2 separate regions of the Homo sapiens genome follow, and region 1 is linked to region 2. A link is a loop called in an ENCODE intact Hi-C map of the cell type or tissue named here. Cell type or tissue: gastrocnemius medialis. All regions are shown on one strand. Each heading gives the region's core, and the rest is flanking DNA. Links, peaks and the distances in the headings are about the cores only.

Region 1 (8,542 bases), core at 217-8,216, 55 kb before region 2:
TCCCAGAGTAGCTCCAGACAGGGAAAAGAAAGGCTGTGGGGCCTTTGAGGCCTAGGTCCAGACCGTACACTGCTACTCCCCACGCCATTACCTTGGTTAGAGCAAGTCACAGACAACCCTTAGGGACATCCGTTTGGGGAGAGGAAAAGGCATGGCCACTGGACAGCCCTCCACAGCTCTTTTCATAATGACCTGATAGAGCAGCCACCTTTAGTCTAGTGCAGAATCCCAGCAAATATCATTCTGATATCAGTAGATTCCATAGGGCAGAGCTGAAGCAGCTGTTCTTTGCTAATCTTGGAAGTTTATTGATGTTTTATTTACACACCTGTACAGACAGAAGATAATAGAGATTGTTTAGAAATATTCTGTCACCTATAATGACTAAGCATTGCTATAATGGAGCATGTGGTTTCCTTAATTGAAGAATACCTAAATAGAAGCCCATTCTTAACTGGCCTCAGTATAAACAGCTTGTAGTGGCAGGTCACCAGGCCTGGATCACAGTGCCCTACCTTGTTTTTGCTTCATAGGCAGAATGGTGGTAAGTGGTACTCTGGCCTGGGCAAGGTCTGAGCAAGGCCTGCATTGATGGAGGGTCCAGAGTCCAGCTCTACCATCTGCACATTTTCTTTGGAGACTTGTGCTTAGCCCAACAGCATGAATCATTTGCTGAAGGCTCTGGAGGTGGGCATTCCATCCACAAGTCTCCCCAATAGGGAGTACCCTGTTTGGACATACAGGGTAGTCACACATATGGGTTTTAAATCTTGTTCTTAGGATATTTTCAGGAAAAGCTCTGGCCCACACGTTTAGGACCATTTCCTGGGCAGCATTGGAAGGAGTGGTAGAGGTCATGCAGGCCTGCCCTGTCTTGTGTGCAGGAAAAGAATGAGTTGTTGGTCTACACTGAGGCCGGGATGGGAGGCCTGCCCCTTACAGCAGCGCCGGCTGAACTCCAGGCTGGCTGGTCACATGGTGCCCAGCAGCTGACTTTTTATCAGCTTGGCTGGATTAGAATGAGCTGAAAGAAGAGCCATACGCCGGTGTTCCTTGGTTACATGGTGCCCTGTAGTTGATATTTATAGCAATTAAAAAGCATTGTCAGTGTCAGAACTTAGTAAGTGAGGTTGTGTGGATAGTGCTGGGCCTCATCAACTTATCAGCTGTGCGAGGGCCTTTGAGCATGGGTGTGGCTCCATGCAGCAAGGAGACCGGAGCCTGCCCCACCCGCGCCGCGGATTATTTAGACAAGGTGGCAGTAATGTGGTGACCAAGGGTAGCTACGTGGGTGGGCTGGGCTTGTTCTGTGGCTGAGGTGGAGTAGGGAGGGCAGCTGGAGTGGCGTCTGTAGGGGCTATGGATAGATGAGAGGAAGTGGTCTCATCAGTCCAGAGCCACCCGTAGTCATAGAGCTTGGGCTAAGTTGTAACACTCTCCTCATGTTCCTCATCAACTTCTTGAACAAATGCAAGTATATGTGCAAGGACTTTATAATTTTTTTTTTTTTTTCGAGATGGAGTCTCGCTCTGTCTCCAGGCTGGAGTGCAGTGGCACGATCTCGGCCCACTGCAACCTCCGACTCCCTGATTCAAGCTATTCTCCTGCCTCAGCCTCCTGAGTAATGGGGATTACGGGCACGCACCACCACGCCCAGCTAATTTTTGTATTTTTAGTAGAGATGGGGTTTCACCATGTTGGCCAGGATGGTCTCAATCTCCTGACCTCATGATCCGCCCGCCTCAGCCTCCCAGAATGCTGGGATTGCAGGCGTGAGCCACTACACCTGGCCGGACTTTATAAATTTTAAAAAGCTGCAAATGCAGGACCATCATCTTAAATAGCCTGTGTTTAGGACTTTTACAGACAAGAAAACAGGCCAGAGAGCTGAAGCAACTTCCCGAATCCTCATGCAGTTCATGGGAGGCAGACCTAGGACCTGGGGACCCAGGAGGTGGCCACAGTCAGTCCTACTGGTCTGTGAGTGGGCACTGGGGGGCTGTAGAGCACCATCCTGCATGACAATGGGTGTCAGCTACTGCTGGGGGAAGGGATGTCAGATGGTATATTTGCCACCCTCAGAAATAGGAAGCCCTACCTATTGGAAACCTCACAACCAAGGACTGGCAGGGAGCTTGGCCCTCAAGACTCCCAACTGCTGACTCAGGAAGGGCAGAGTCTGCTGCCTGTAGCTGCCGATATGTGGGAACAGACAAGTGCTCCTTGGTTAGGAGTGGCACCTGCTAAGGTCAGCGCCTCTGCTGCAGTGAGGGGCAGCCCTGGACTCAGACTCTCCCAGGGTGGAACCCCATACCTGTCAGGCTGCTCCCTCAGAAAGGAGGCTGAATATCATCTGAATTTAATTCAGTAAAGGTTAGGTGAGCAGCTGCCACATGCAGAGAGCACTGAGGATACTGTTTCTAGCCTTTCAAGAGCTTCCTTTGAAGAAAGAGCACTGGTCACTGTGAGGAAAGTGCATTATGGTTGCATAGAATTCTGAGTTTGTGGGAGCTTGGGGAGCAGTGACTTTTGACTTGGAAAACAGAGCTTCATTTATTACAGCTAAGTGCTTTTAGTTACCTAAAATTAAATAGGAGGTCTGGTTTCATTTCATCCAGAATGTAAAAATTATTTACCGCTGAAATCTATCATGTTTAAGTCATCTCAGCAACAAGTTGATGATCTTAAACCCACTCATGGGAAGTTGGCTGTGAGTGGGGTGGGGGGGCACACAAGCTCCCTGCCTGCGAACCACCCCTCCCTCTGATGCCATTTGGTGGCAAAAGTCAGCCATTACCCTGGTCAGGTGCTTGTTCCTCTTGGGGGTGGTTAGTGGTTTTCTCCTTAATCTCCCATATTCTTTTTCACTCACCTGCAGCCTGGTCCCAGCTCACCTGCCCAGCCTGGTTTCTTAACCATCTGTACACCCTGCATGTGGCAGTATCATGAGTCTCAGCACATGGTGGGCAGGCACTGGCCAGGTGCTCCTGTTGTCTATTCTCTTTGGCCAAATGTCTTCTCTCTCCTCCTCAGGCTCTGCAGGCCTTACCTTGCCTTTAGGGCTCAGACCGTGGGCCCCTCCTCAGAGCATCCTTGCTTTCCTCTCCCATCCCACTTGTCTTACTCTTCGTTTCTCAGCACTTGGATCCATTCTGTGAATTTACACGTTTACTGGTTTTTCTTATTCTTGTTAAGAGTAAGAAGCTCATTTTAGTCATCTTCCTGTTCACAAACCTTACAGTATGCCACATATAGTTAATAGATATTTGTTGAATTGAATGAGAATTACTGGATTTTTAGAAATAATGGTATTCATTGGCTCAGCATCGTGCCTCACACCTGTAATCCCAGCCCTTTTGGGAGGCTGAGGTGGGTGGATCACCTGAGTTCAGGAGTTTGAGACCAGCCTGGCCACCATGGTGAAATCCCGTCTCTATTAAAAATACAAAAATTAACCAGACACGATGGCGGTGCCTGTAATCCCAGCTACTGGGGAGGCTGAGGCAGGAGAATCACTTGAAACCGGGATGGGGGTTGGGGGGTGGTTGCAGTGAGCCAAGATCACGCCACTGCACTCCAGCCCGGGCGATAGAGCCAGACTCTGTCTCAAAAAAAAAAAAAAATGGTATTCATTTTTTGACATGGTACATCCTGCACACATCTGACACTCTTAGGAAAATGTTTATGTGTGGTAAGAACTTCATCAGAATCCCATAGCCCCTTGCAGGGCTCAGAAGTTGGCCTTTTGGGAGTGAGTGCTTTCCCGCACCCCTCCCCTGGCCCAGGACCCCTCACTCCTTCTGGCAGCTTCCTGCCCCTTGAATGTCATTTACAACCTTGCCCACTTACCTTAACATTTTAACCTTTTCCCCCTTATCAGTGACATTGTCATTGGTGGTCAGAGAATTAACTGTGTGTAACTGTATATTTGAGGCAAGGCAAGGGGACAGATATTTTCCTTACGTTATTAGTTGTGCAACAGAAGCCAATTAAGAGATTGGAGAGATGAATAACACTAGTGATGGGTTGCAACTTGGGTGTGGAGCTGGGCACACCCACGTACGTCATTGTGACTCAGAAGTCCCTGTCACCGCCCTGAGCCAAGTACTAAAGTAAGGCCCAAATACCACACTTACTTCATAAAGAAACCAAAGTCTGACTGCCTCCATTTCTCATGAGTGAAAAACTGTTTCTATTATAGGAAACTTAGGTCTTCAGTGTGTTTGATGGTAGCATGCTATTAGATTGTGTATTCTCAAGTCTGATTTTCCCCATTACTGTGCTTTCTCCTTTTCACTTCTGCTTTGTCACTTGGAATGTTTCTAGAAGTAGAAGTCACTGCCCCTGCCTACATCAGACTGCAATTCCGGGACATCCAGGCAACAGCAAGGGATAATTAGGAATAAATTTGGCTGGAAGAAAGGGAAAATGCAGCTTAGGCAGCCTAAACCAACAGGCTTATTTTTCTCACTCAGTAAGAGAGCTGAGGTCGCCTGACTCAGCTCAGGTTCTCAGTGAGCCATCAGCCACCAGGTGCCACCTTTCAGTGAGTGGGCTTCTATCCCTTCCAGGTGTCTCTTCATGCTCCATGGGAATTAGATGGGACATGCTTTGACTCTCTCTTCCAGAAGCTTTCTCTTCTTTTTGAAGGGGCTTCTGTTTGCGCTGGGTGGTCAATGACTCAGCCTAGTCTTGATTTATCCCCCAGGATGGGGACAGACAGCAGGGGAGAGATCTCAGGTTGAGATGAGTGTACAGTAAGGGCTGGGAGTATCAGAAGGGGAAACGCTCTCCCAGATAGTGACAAAGCTAAGCGACCATGTGAAGGGAGAGGACAAACATCCCATGGAAAGAAGGGTAGCTGCCAGGCCTGCGGGAAGGAAGGAGCATGATGCTGGGGCATGGGAGCAAGTGGACAGGGAGGGCTCTGCAGGTCCCCTGGAACCTAAAGCCAGGGGTTATGGAAGGCAGATCCAGATTCAGGTGTTCAGAGGATGAGGCAGGGGTGGGTAGTTTAAGGAGCTGGAGAAGAGGTATCTCCTTGGGGAGTGGAAGATGTTAGAGAGATACAGGGTTGCAGGACAACAGGGAGGTGGAAAGAGAGTGGGGGATGGACTGTGGCATCTGGGCCCCACCAGGAAGGAAGTGGCCCCATTGGTGACTCATACAGGGAGGGGTGGGGCCAGTGGGTGCCTGGGAGCTCTGGTACTTGGGCAGGTCTGGCTTCCTGCTGCCACATCTGTTGGGAGGTGAAGCCTGCAGGCCAAATAATGACCTTCATTTTCAAAGCCTTTTTGAATAAATAAACTTTTTTGAGGTTTAACTTACATATATTAAAATTCACTTGTTTTAAGTGTTTAGTGCAGTAGGTTTTGCCAAATGTGTGCAGTCACTACACTCGATACAAAACATTCTATCACTCAATTCAAAAACCTTTTAGTATACCTCCAGGTCTTGGCGCAAAGAGGGCTTGCTGTTGTTGGGTGTGGGGGCTCACCCAGTCCTGGAGACAGAATGGGCTCTTTGTCTGAAGGTGGGGCAGGGTGCTCCCCCAGTGGTGTGGGAACTGAGCCAACTGGAGAGTGAAGTGGGATGCATGGTGTAAGATGAATAAGGGAAAGGCTGCAGAAGTTGCATTCCCAGCATTTTCCTTCCCGGGGATTCCCAGCAGCTCAGCAGTACCGGTATGAACCAGTTTTTTTCTGACTGCCTCCAGCATGAGCTGAATTTCCGTCTGTGCAGTTATCCTCAGCCAATTGAAAATCACCTGGAGTTGTATTCCAAGCACAAAAGAAGGTCAGAGAGTGGAGGCCCGATGATCATGATCGCCCTGTCTCCAGGGCCTAGGCTGGAAGGAGTCCTGCAGCCTTTGTGGCTCAGGACCAGAGAGCTGACCTTGACCCTGACCTTGTGATCCCAGGCATCAGTGGCTGGAAATTCCTTTCATTTTATTGTTGAGCCCAGAAGCGCCCAGCTCTCTTTGGCAAGGTTAAGCTAGGGTAAGAGGCACTGTTACTAGAGTGACCAGAGTTCTTTAAGCGTCGCTCTGCTATTACTCAGTTAACCTTATTAATACCCTGCCTGGTGACTGCTGTGTGTAAATTCTGCCTGAGCCCACATCTCTCCAGTGGGAATATGATTGACATTCCAGGTGCTCTAAGTAAGTTGGAAAAGCCCACAGAGAGCCTCAGTAAAAGTTAGCTATACCTATCCCTGCTGCTATTGGTGGGTTTTTTTTGTTTTGTTTTGTTTTACTATTTTAATTGTTATTCAAAGCTAATTTTATTGAAAAGAAGTAAACTTGTGATTTTGCTATGACTTTTGGCTCTGGATCCAAAAGTGAATATTGTCCCCTAGGATAAAGGAGGCTGTCTGTACAGCTGGAGAGACTCTTGATCTAAGGTCTTGCTCTTGGGTGACTTTGCCCTGTGTTTCTGGACACTTAATGGGTTTTACGAAATAGAAGAAAATGTTTTAGGGGTTTAATAAAGTTTGGGTTGTGCTGTTCTCCAGTACTTACTGGGTTTGAGGGTCATGCCCTATCCATGAACCTGTTGTGGCCCCAGGGAACTAAGTAAGTGTCTACAGCTAGACTTGGGGTGCGGGTCACATGGTGTGAGGGTAGACATTCTAGCACTGGAGCAAGTTTGGGGTAAAGAAAAATTTTGATTAGGTTTTTTGTGGGTTTTTTTTTTTTTCTTTGAGACAGAGTCTCGCTCTGTCGCCAAACTGGAGTGCAATGGCATGATCTCAGCTCACTGCAACCTCCGACTCCCTGGTTCAAGTGATTGTCCTGCCTCAGCCTCCTGAGTAGCTGGGATTATAGGCACACACCACCACCCCCAGCTAATTTTTGTATTTTTTTTTTTTTTAGTAGAGACAGGGTTTCACCATGTTAGCCAGGATGGTCTCGATCTCCTAACCTCGTGATCCGCCCGCTTCAGCCTCCCAAAGTGCTGGGATTACAAGCATGAGCCACCAAGCCCAGCCTTTTTCTTCTTTTTTTTTTTTTTTCTTTTTTTTTTTTTTTTTGGAAACAGGGTGTCACTCTGTCGCCCAGGCTGGAATACAATGGTGCGATCTCAGCTCACTGCAACCTCTGCCTCCCAGGTTCAAGCGATTCTCATGCCCCAGCCTCCCAAGTAGCTGGGACTACAGGCCTGCACCACCACACCCAGCTAATTTTTGTATTTTTAGTAGAGACGGGGTTTCACTATGTTGGCCAGGCTGGTCTCGAACTCCTGATCTCAGGTGACCCACCCACCTTGGCCTCCCAAAGTGCTGGGATTACAGGCATGAGCCACTGCGCCTGGCCTGATTAGGTTTTACGTGACAGTGGTAGCTTGCTGTTGGTTCTTGCTGTGCAGGGGTGGGATACAGCCAGACTGACTCCTGCTCAGTTTCCTGCTGTATTCAAGGGGTTTCTCCTTTTAGGTCAGGTCCTCAGTTATTGGAGGCCTGGGTAGAGGCCAAGAAGTGCAGTCATTGGTCATCCCTGCTTTCACAATGAAGATGGATGTCCAATGCATGTGGTCCCCAGTCATCTCTGCTTCTAGAATGTATGGAGCTCTCAGTCCTGCTGGAAAAGCTCCATGAAGTCAGAAGTACCTGAGGGTGTCCAGTGTATTTGTGCACAGCCACCTTTTAGATCCCTGTGTCCTTGACAGAACCAGTCATGGACTGAGTGGGAGGCAGCCTTTACTTTGCCTAGGGAGTTGATGCTGAGACATCCTCTGTTTTCTCTCCTAAGAGTAAGTCAGTTTTTTCCTCTGGTGGAAATACTGCCTTTTCTCATGTTGGAGGAGAACACTGAGTTTTCATGAGAACCGATTTAATGGAGGAAGGTGAGAATCTCTTTGGAGATTCCAAACCCTGGGTTTCTTTAGCAAACATTTTGATAGCATCTGTTGAAAAGGAAAGTTTAGGCCCAGATGGTGGCTCATGCCTATAATCCTTGCACTTTGGGAGGCTGAGACGGGCAGATCAGTTGAGCTCAGAAGTTCAAGAACAACTTGGGCAACATGGTGAAACCTCATCTCCACAAAAAAATATTTAGTAAAAAAATTAGCCATGCGTGGTGGTGCGTGCCTGTGGTCCCAGCTACTCAGGAGGCTGAAGCAGGAGAATCACTTGAGCCCCGGAGGTGGGGGTTACATTGAGCCAAGATCGTGCCAGTCTACTCCAGCCTGGGCAGCAGAGCCAGACCCTGTCTCAAAAAATAAAAAAGAAAGAAAAGGAAAGTTTGCAGCCTTTTTTCATGTTCCTGATTGTTGGGTTACATTTGTATAAGATGCTTCTGTAATAGGTTTTGTGGGAGGTGCCAGAAGAGAACCCCAAATCTGTCTTCTACATCAGACAATACACCAGAAATTAACCAGAAAGGTAAAAACCGTAAAACCTCAAATAGTTTGATTTGTAAAAACATTTTAAAGGCCAGGTGCAGTGGCTTACGCATGTAATCCCAGCACTTTGGGAGGCCAAGGCGGGTGGATCACAAGGTCAGGAGTTCGAGACCAGCCTGGCCAACACAGTGAAACCCTGT
Region 2 (8,542 bases), core at 399-8,398:
TTTTTCTTTTTTTTTTTTTTTTTTTTTTTTTTGGTAGCAACAGGGTTTTGCCATGTTGCCCAGGCTGGTCTTGAACTCTTGACCTCAAGTTATCCACCTGCCTCAGCCTCCCAGAATGTTGGGATTACACACATGAGCCACCGCACCCCCAGCTAGGATTCCAGTTTTTTCATGTCCTCACCAACTCTTGTTATTGTCTGTTTTATTCTAGCCATCCTAGAAGGTGTGAGGTGATATCTCATTTTGGTTTTAATTTGCATTTCCCTAATGACTAATGATGTGTGTGTCTTTTCATTTGCTTATTGGCTATTTGTATATCTTTGGGGAAATTTCTATTCAGATCCTCTGCCTATTTTTTGACTGGATTGTCTTTTTATTGTTGAGTTGTAAGAGTTCTTTATATATTCTGGATATGAGCCATGTATCCGATGATTTGCAAATATGGGACAATTTTGGTGTCCTTGGAAGCACAAAAGTTTTATTTTTTATCAAGCATAATTTATCTGTTTTTTCTTTTGTTGCTTGTGATTTTTGGTGTCATATCCAAGAAGGCTTTGCCTAATCCGAGGTCACAAAGTTTTACCTCCTATGCTTTCTTCTGAGTCTTATAGTTTTAGCCCTTACATCTATGATCTGTTTTGAGTTAATTTTTGTGCATGGTGCAAAGGAGTCCCGCTTCATTCTTTTGCACTTGGATACTATTTTCAAATATAAATGATTGAGTAGCAAAGCATCTAATGGACAGAGTTAGCTCCAGTGGGTGGCTACAATTACCCAAGAAGCAGATATTAGTTGAATGAAAGGAAGAACTCCTAACAGTGAGACCTGTTCCAACAGGGGAACCAGCTCCTCCAGAAGTTTTGGATTCCTCCTCATTGGAAGTATTGGCACAGCTAGTGAACGAGTTGTCAGGGTTGAAGTAAATGGGAGGGGTGAGAAGGGCTAGAGGTGAGAGGAGAAACCATTTGGCCCTAAAGGTTCCTTTGTCTCCCAGACCAGCTTTTCCTCTTAGCGAGATTTTCCTACTAAAACACTAACTCCCAAAAGTATACTAAGAGAGTACATTGGTGGTATAGTGGTAAGTATAGCTGCCTCAAATAATATACTAAGAGGTATTATTAATACACCCATAGTGGAAAAAAGTACAGCGTATATTTGGAGTATACCTCTGTCATATGTGTGTATGCACAGCCACTAGTATAGATAACCCTGCCGGTAGAGTGCATCTCCATCACACGTGTGTGCACATCCACCCAAGTAGATAATCCTGCTGGTAGAGTGCACCTCCGTCATGTGTGCTGCCATCCATATGTGCATGAAGGCACAGAAGCTCATAACAGTGGTGAACATTGGAGAGGGCAGCTGAGACCTCAACCTTGCAAAATGGGTTTCTTTCTGTGAGGTTCTAGCAGTAAGGCATGTTATGATCACTGACTTCCTGCTGCAGGCCCTTCTTTACATGCTGAAGCCCAAGATGGGCAATGCTGGCTTCAATACCAGCTGAGATTGTTCAGGGCTCTCTTATGTGTCAGGCTCTGATACACCATTTTTTTTTTAATCTCATCAGTGTCTGACTATTTCTGATCATTTCTTTAGTCAGTGTGAGAAGGGAGATTATGTAAAAGCCATTAAACATAAATATAGAGTTAGATTTTGCTAATATTTTCTTTATCTCTTTACTGCTTTGACTCATTGCTCATGAGGTAGTGTGGCATCAGGAAGATCTGTAGAAGGAGAGGAAGTAACTTCTTAGCTGAGTCTCTTATTTCTTTTAGAACATACTTAGAAATTCCCTTCCAGAAATTTCACCTAAGGAAGCCATCTGATGGTAAATATTTTTTCATAAGACTCTTTGTCTGCCAGATGCAATGGCTCAAACCTGTTCCCAATACTTTGGGAGGCCAAGGCAAGAGGATTGCTTGAGCTCAGGAGTTCAAGACCAGCCTGGGCAACAAAGTGAGACCCTGTCTCTACACAAAACAAAACAAAACAAAAATTAGCCAGGCGTGGTGGTACACATCTGTAGTCCCAGCTACTGAGGAGGCTGAGGCAGGAGGATTGCTTGAGCCCGGGAGGTCAAGGCTGCAGTGAGCCGTGATCACACCACTACGTTCCAGCCTGGGCAACAGAGTGAGACCTTCTCTCAAAAAAAAAAAAAAAAAAGGTTTTTGTCAAAACCATATTTGCGCTACCACAAAGTTAGGAAACAAACCTATGTCCAACAGCAGAAGCGTCTTTGCATAAAATTTGGCAAAGCCATAGGAAGGGATATTAAACAACCACTAAAAAAGATTAATATCCTAGGGAATGGCCGGGCACAGTGGCTCACGCCTGTAATCCCAGCACTTTGGGAGGCCGAGGCGGGGGATCACAAGGTCAGGAGATTGAGACCATCCTGGCTAACACCATGAAACCCCATCTCTACTAAAAAAAAAAAATACAAAAAATTAGCCAGGCATGGTGGCAGGCACCTGTAGTCCCAGCTACGCAGGAGGCTGAGGCAGGAGAATGGTGTGAACCCGGGAGGTGGAGCTTGCAGTAAGCAGAGGTGCACCACTGCACTCCAGCCTGGGAGTCACAATGAGACTCTGTCTTAAAAAAAAAAAAAAAAAAAAAAAAGTTTGATATCCTGGGGAAATGGTCACAGTATGGTAAATGGAAATTGCAGGATATTAATATGCTGCTAGTAGGAGTGTAAGTAGAACAGCTACTCAGGAGAGCATTTAGAAAAATTTTAAATGCTCATGCCTGTGGCTCAGTTTTCCCTTTCTAGGATTAGATTGCAAAAAAACTCAGCGTTTGAGGGAGAAAATTTGTATAAGGATGTGTACAGCAACATTGTGTTTACCACAAATTGGAAACAAAAGAAATGTCCACCAACAGGAGAATGGATAAATACTCTGTGGGGTATACTGTGTCTGGTTAAGTTTCACTGGAAAGTAGAGACTAAAGGAAGTATAGCTACATGTTTCAACCTGGGTGTATCATAAAAGCAAATGTTAAAAGGCAAACTGCAAAGTTACCAACAAGCCTCAGAAGATACTATATACTGTTTACGGACATATGAAGTACAAATAGCAACTTGTGGCAGTGTCCTCCTCTGATTTAAGGGTAAGGAGGCCTGCGGGCTTGAGCCTCTGTGACAGAAACATTTTGGTCCACTAACAAATATGGCGAAACCGTTGGGATTTGTTCATGTTAGGTGAAGGCGTTAAGGATGAGCAGTGTGGTATTATCATGCTTTGTGTTTGAAATATATCATAAGATAAAAATTTAAATGCAAACCATAAAATTATGAATATATCATTAAATTTTGGTACATCTAACTGGTAGGGAATGTTATGAAGCCTTTAAATTTTCTTTTCTGGCTGGGTACTGTGGCTCACACCTGTAATCCCAGCATTTTGGGAGGCCGAGGCAGAAGGATCACTTGAGCCCCAAAGTTCAAGACCAGCCCGGGCAACATGGCAAGACCCCATCTCTACAAAAAAAATTTAAAAATTAGCTGGGCCTGGTGGTGCACACCTATAACACCAGCTACACAGAAGGCTGGCATGAGAGGTGAGCTACGATTGCACCACTGCACTCCAGTCTGGTTGACAGACCATGACTCTCTCTTTAAAAAAAAAAAAAAAATTCTTGCTGGGCGTGGTGGCTCACTCCTGTAATCCCAGCACTTTGGGAGGCTGAGGCAGGTGGATCACAAGGTCAGGAGTTCAAAATCAGCCTGGCTAACATAGTGAAACCCCGTCTCTACTAAAAATAACAAAAATTAGCCAGGCATGGTGGTGCGTGCCTGTATTCCCAGCTACTGGGGAGGCTAAGGCAGGATAATCGCTTGAACCCGGGAGGTGGAAGTTGCAGTGAGCTGAGATCACGCCATTGCACTCTGCTTGGGCAACAGAGTGAGACTTCGTCTCAAAAAAAAAAAAAAATTCTTAGGCTGGGCACAGTGCCTCACTCCTATAATAACACTTCGGGAAGCCGAGACAGGAGGATTACTTAGGCCCAGGAGTTTGAGGCCAGCCTGGGCAACATGGTGAGACCCTATCTCTACAAAAAATAAAAAGAATTAATCAAAATAATAGAAATAATAAGATCCCAAATTTAAGTATTTATTTACATATATATGCATACAAAGAAAATAATCTGGAAAGGAAAACATCAGAATATTTACCCCATAGCCTGTGGAATTATAGGTAACTTAATTTAACTTTTCATACTATGTCTTTTAAATTCTCTATGTTAAATATATATGGATTTTGTTATCAGAATAGGAAAAAACAAAGGAAAAGAAAAAGTGTAAACAGCCATTTTGGGGTACGTACTCAGAGTAGCCAGATGGCAAGTGCATGCCATGCCCGGCCTCAGCCCCGCCCTCTGGTCCCTGTGCCGGCTGTGCCAGGTGCCCTCTTGCTAGGCTACATGTTCCTTGCAGATCGGCTTCACCACCGACCCTCGGATGGCCCGCTCCTCCCCCTACCCCACTGACGTGGCCCGAGTGGTGAATGCCCCCATTTTCCACGTGAACTCAGATGACCCCGAGGCTGTCATGTACGTGTGCAAAGTGGCGGCCGAGTGGAGGAGCACCTTCCACAAGGACGTGGTTGTCGATTTGGTGAGTGACTCTGGGGACAGCACGTCCTGGGCAGAGCATCTGACCCACCCCTCTTGCCCTCGGCACCCCTGTGTCCCAAGGAGAGGAGCTTGTCTAGATGAGTCACCTCAGGGCTCTCTACTGCCAGGCCTCATGCTGGTTCCTTTGAGCTCCAAATAGTTCAGGCCTGTAAGCACCAAGGAATGCTTCCCAGGCAGGAGCTGTGGTGGTGAGGAGGGCCACTCCTCATTGACAGAGCAGCTCTACTGTGTGAAGGAGAGATACACAGAATCCTAATTCTAGAGAAGGTAAACTCCAGGGCAGGCATGAGGAATGAAGAACGTGGCCATCACCTAGGAGAGATGGGGCAGGTGCCTGAACAGCACTTCTTCCCAAGGGGCCAGCCCTTGTCTCTGACATCCTCTCACTGCTCTGAGCAGGTGTGTTACCGGCGCAACGGCCACAACGAGATGGATGAGCCCATGTTCACGCAGCCGCTCATGTACAAGCAGATCCGCAAGCAGAAGCCTGTGTTACAGAAGTACGCTGAGCTGCTGGTGTCGCAGGGTGTGGTCAACCAGCCTGAGTATGAGGTACGTCCCTGCGGCTCTATCCCAGTGCGCCTTTCCAGGGCTGGCGATGACTAGAAAAGGTGGGCCACAGGGCCAGTTCTCACTTTTGCCAGTTATGAGGATACACGTGAGAGGATGTGAAATATTTACAACTACAGCATTTCAATGCATAACTTTTTGGAGAATCTGGGCCACTGAGATGCTTTATAAAGGAAGTGGGCCTTAAACAGTGTTTTGGGGAAGGGAAGGGGATGTTTTCAGGTTGAGGTAGTAGCAGCCCAGTAGGTTTTCTCAGATTTCACAAATTGTGCATGGTTGAGAGGTGGGTGGTGGATCCAGCTTGGTAAGGGGCCTGTTGTAATCTGGATAGTAAGTGCTGGTTGGTTGTGAGTGGGAAGGCCAAGCAGCTGCCCTAGAGAGGGAGAGGGTGGGTGTGAGGAGCTATATCTGAGCATGGGAACAGGACAGATCCCAGATCAGAACAACCTGATAGCCTGTAGCCTATGCTGGAGACAGAGCTTTGTGAACCAGTTTTTTTTTTGTTTTGTTTTGTTTTTTGAGACGGAGTCTAGCTCTGTCACCCAGGCTGGAGTGCCGTGGCATGATCTTAGCTCACTGCAACCTCCACCTCCTTACTTCAAGCAGTTTTCATGTCTCAGCGTCCCAAGTACCTGGGATTACAGGTGCGAGCCACCACGCCTAGCTAATTTTTGTATTTTTAGTAGAAACAGGGTTTCCCCGTGTTGGCCAGGCTGGTCTTGAACTCCTGACCTCAAGTGATCTGCCTGTCTTGGCCTCCCAAAGTGCTGGGATTATAGGCATGAGCCACTGCGCCTGGCCTGGACCAGTTCTTAAGAAAAAATGTGGTGGGCTGGGCGTGGTGGCTCATGCCTGTAATTGCAGCACTTTGGGAGACTGAGGCAGGTGGATCATGAGGTCAAGAGATCGAGACCATCCTGGCCAACATGGTGAAACCCCGTCTACTAAAAATACAAAAATTTGCTGGGCGTGGTGGCACGCACTTGTAGTCCCAGCTACTCAGGTGGCTGAGGCAGGAGAATCGCTTGAACCCGGGAGGCGGAAGTTGCAGTGAGGCAAGATCGCGCCATTGCACTCCAGCCTGGTGACAGAGCATGACTCCGTCTCAAAAAAAAAAAAAAAAAGTGGTGAAGGGTTAGGGGTTCAAACTCCGAGCAGAATCTCTACCCAGCAAATGTGAGGAAGAAACTTTTGGGAGTGAAAAGAATAAAATCTTAGAAAGGTGTTATGCCTATTGAGAAGGAGCAGGCCCAGAGGCTGAGATGTTTTGCATCCACGAAGTGTGGGACTATGGGTGGGCATGCACGGGAGTTGTGCCAGGGGTATGGTTGGGCTTGCGTGGTGGCTGTCAGAAAGTGTGGGGGTACAGGTGGGCGTGTGCAGTAGTCATGCCCTGTGCCAGTCACGCTGTGTTGTGCCCAACCCTCCAGGAGGAAATTTCCAAGTATGATAAGATCTGTGAGGAAGCTTTTGCCAGATCTAAAGATGAGAAGATCTTGCACATTAAGCACTGGCTGGACTCTCCCTGGCCTGGTGAGTGAAGAAACAGTGCCACAAATAAGCTCCTTTGAGGATCTGATGTAACGAGGCATCCTCTTCCCAGAAAAAATTCATGCTTTCCACTTTGTACCCACAATGCACAGTTGTATGCACCATTTCAGCAAAGCCCCCTGCAGACCCTGGACCCAGACCCCTGCATTAATGTTTTCTGGGGAACACAGTGTGAGCTACATTGTCTCTCACCCTGCTTCTCCCCAAAATCACGTGTCTGCCATTTTGTGGTCCCTGGAAAAGTAGAGCAGATGTCATGCCTCAGTTGTTCTTCTTCTCCTAGGCTTCTTCACCCTGGACGGGCAGCCCAGGAGCATGTCCTGCCCCTCCACGGGTCTGACGGAGGATATTCTGACACACATCGGGAATGTGGCTAGTTCTGTGCCTGTGGAAAACTTTACTATTCATGGAGGTAACACGCTCTGTGCTGACCTGTGGAAATGTTGGGGCCCAGGCCAGGGGCGACGACTGTCTAGGACTGTGACCTTGGCCCCCACCCATCATGTGTCCTACAGAGACTCCCTTCCTGCCCTGCTCAAGGCCTCTGGGGTGGTTGGATGGAGCCACCTCTCCCACTCCCTGCCCTTAGCACGATCCTACACTTCCTCAGTGGTAAAGGAGAGACTGAGGTCACAGCTTTTCCAGCAAGTCAGGAACCCAGAAACTACGAGTAAAGAAGGCTCCGCTCTTGCCATGGGCACGCTGAGAAGCAAGGCAGGCATGTGCAGGCAGGGCCTGCAGCAGCTGGTGAGAGCTGTGTCTCTGCAGGGCTGAGCCGGATCTTGAAGACTCGTGGGGAAATGGTGAAGAACCGGACTGTGGACTGGGCTCTAGCGGAGTACATGGCGTTTGGCTCGCTCCTGAAGGAGGGCATCCACATTCGGCTGAGCGGCCAGGACGTGGAGCGGGGCACATTCAGGTAACGTTCTGGGCAGTTTTGTTTGCCCTCCAAAGAGTAGAAGATGGAAAGGGAGGGGTTCTGGTGTTTCTTTTCCGGAAGACGGTTAGAAACCGGAAGAGTCACATTGCTCTCAGGCTGAAAACCTCTGTCCCTCATTTGCTATGGGTGCTTCTGTTAAGACCTGGGTGGGGCCGACCCTGCAGCTGCCTGGCCAGAAGTCCAGGTCACAGAGCATGGCATCTGCTGGTGCTTCGTGCGGGTCCCCAGCGTATTTGCTTGTCAAGTCAGAGCTCCTAATTATTACCTCTGTTGTCCTGTCTCAGCCACCGCCACCATGTGCTCCATGACCAGAATGTGGACAAGAGAACCTGCATCCCCATGAACCATCTCTGGCCCAATCAGGCCCCCTATACTGTGTGCAACAGCTCACTGTCTGAGTACGGCGTGCTGGGTGAGTGCCTGGAGCCACACCACCAGGGCCTGTCACCCACCCACCCCCGCTGGGCCTACTGGCTGGTGTCCTGGACATGGTTTTCTCCTTCCTTTGTCCCTTGTAGGCTTTGAGCTGGGCTTCGCCATGGCCAGTCCTAATGCCCTGGTCCTCTGGGAAGCCCAATTTGGTGACTTCCACAACACGGCCCAGTGTATCATCGACCAGTTCATCTGCCCGGGACAAGCCAAGTGGGTGCGGCAGAATGGCATCGTGTTGCTGCTGCCCCATGGCATGGAGGGCATGGTGAGCCTCTGGCCCTTCCCTGCCAGACCTAGGACTTGGGAAGGGCCTGTGTAGGACCCTGACCCCAAAGACTGGCACGAGAGCCAGTGGCTCACACCAGCCTCCTAAGGACTCTGCTGGTGCTTCCCATCCATCTCAGATGGGAT

What was found. Hi-C counts contacts between places; a loop is a spot of excess contacts. Peaks named below come from ENCODE experiments on the same cell type or tissue, not always from the same donor. Only the 100,000 strongest peaks of a DNase experiment are listed, where the experiment ranks them.
Region 1: a loop joins it to region 2, with 3 times the contacts of the local background. A loop is called at or near these places in 5 of 110 quality-filtered maps.

What each region holds. Positions count from the first base shown.
Region 1 is chr7:44,634,211-44,642,752 of GRCh38, forward strand. The region is part of intron 2 of OGDH (oxoglutarate dehydrogenase); the gene reads left to right. Among named protein-coding and RNA genes, the nearest start is that of OGDH, 32 kb to the left of the region's middle. RefSeq lists a silencer at 1,147-1,302 and enhancers at 3,816-4,326, 4,172-4,291, 4,180-4,707, 4,772-4,921, 5,236-5,763. In gastrocnemius medialis, for the core only: no CTCF peak of the experiment used is centred there; DNase peaks (open chromatin) are centred at 1,031, 2,951, 4,071, 5,191 and 6 weaker places; H3K4me3 peaks cover 448 bases; H3K27ac peaks cover 8,000 bases.
Region 2 is chr7:44,689,387-44,697,928 of GRCh38, forward strand. OGDH (oxoglutarate dehydrogenase) reads left to right here. Exons shown (of 23, transcript NM_002541.4): 11 at 4,439-4,618; 12 at 5,038-5,190; 13 at 6,639-6,741; 14 at 7,043-7,171; 15 at 7,528-7,678; 16 at 7,984-8,111; 17 at 8,218-8,396. Among named protein-coding and RNA genes, the nearest start is that of ZMIZ2, 55 kb to the right of the region's middle. In gastrocnemius medialis, for the core only: no CTCF peak of the experiment used is centred there; DNase peaks (open chromatin) are centred at 4,675, 5,154 and 7,355; H3K4me3 peaks cover 1,106 bases; H3K27ac peaks cover 6,942 bases.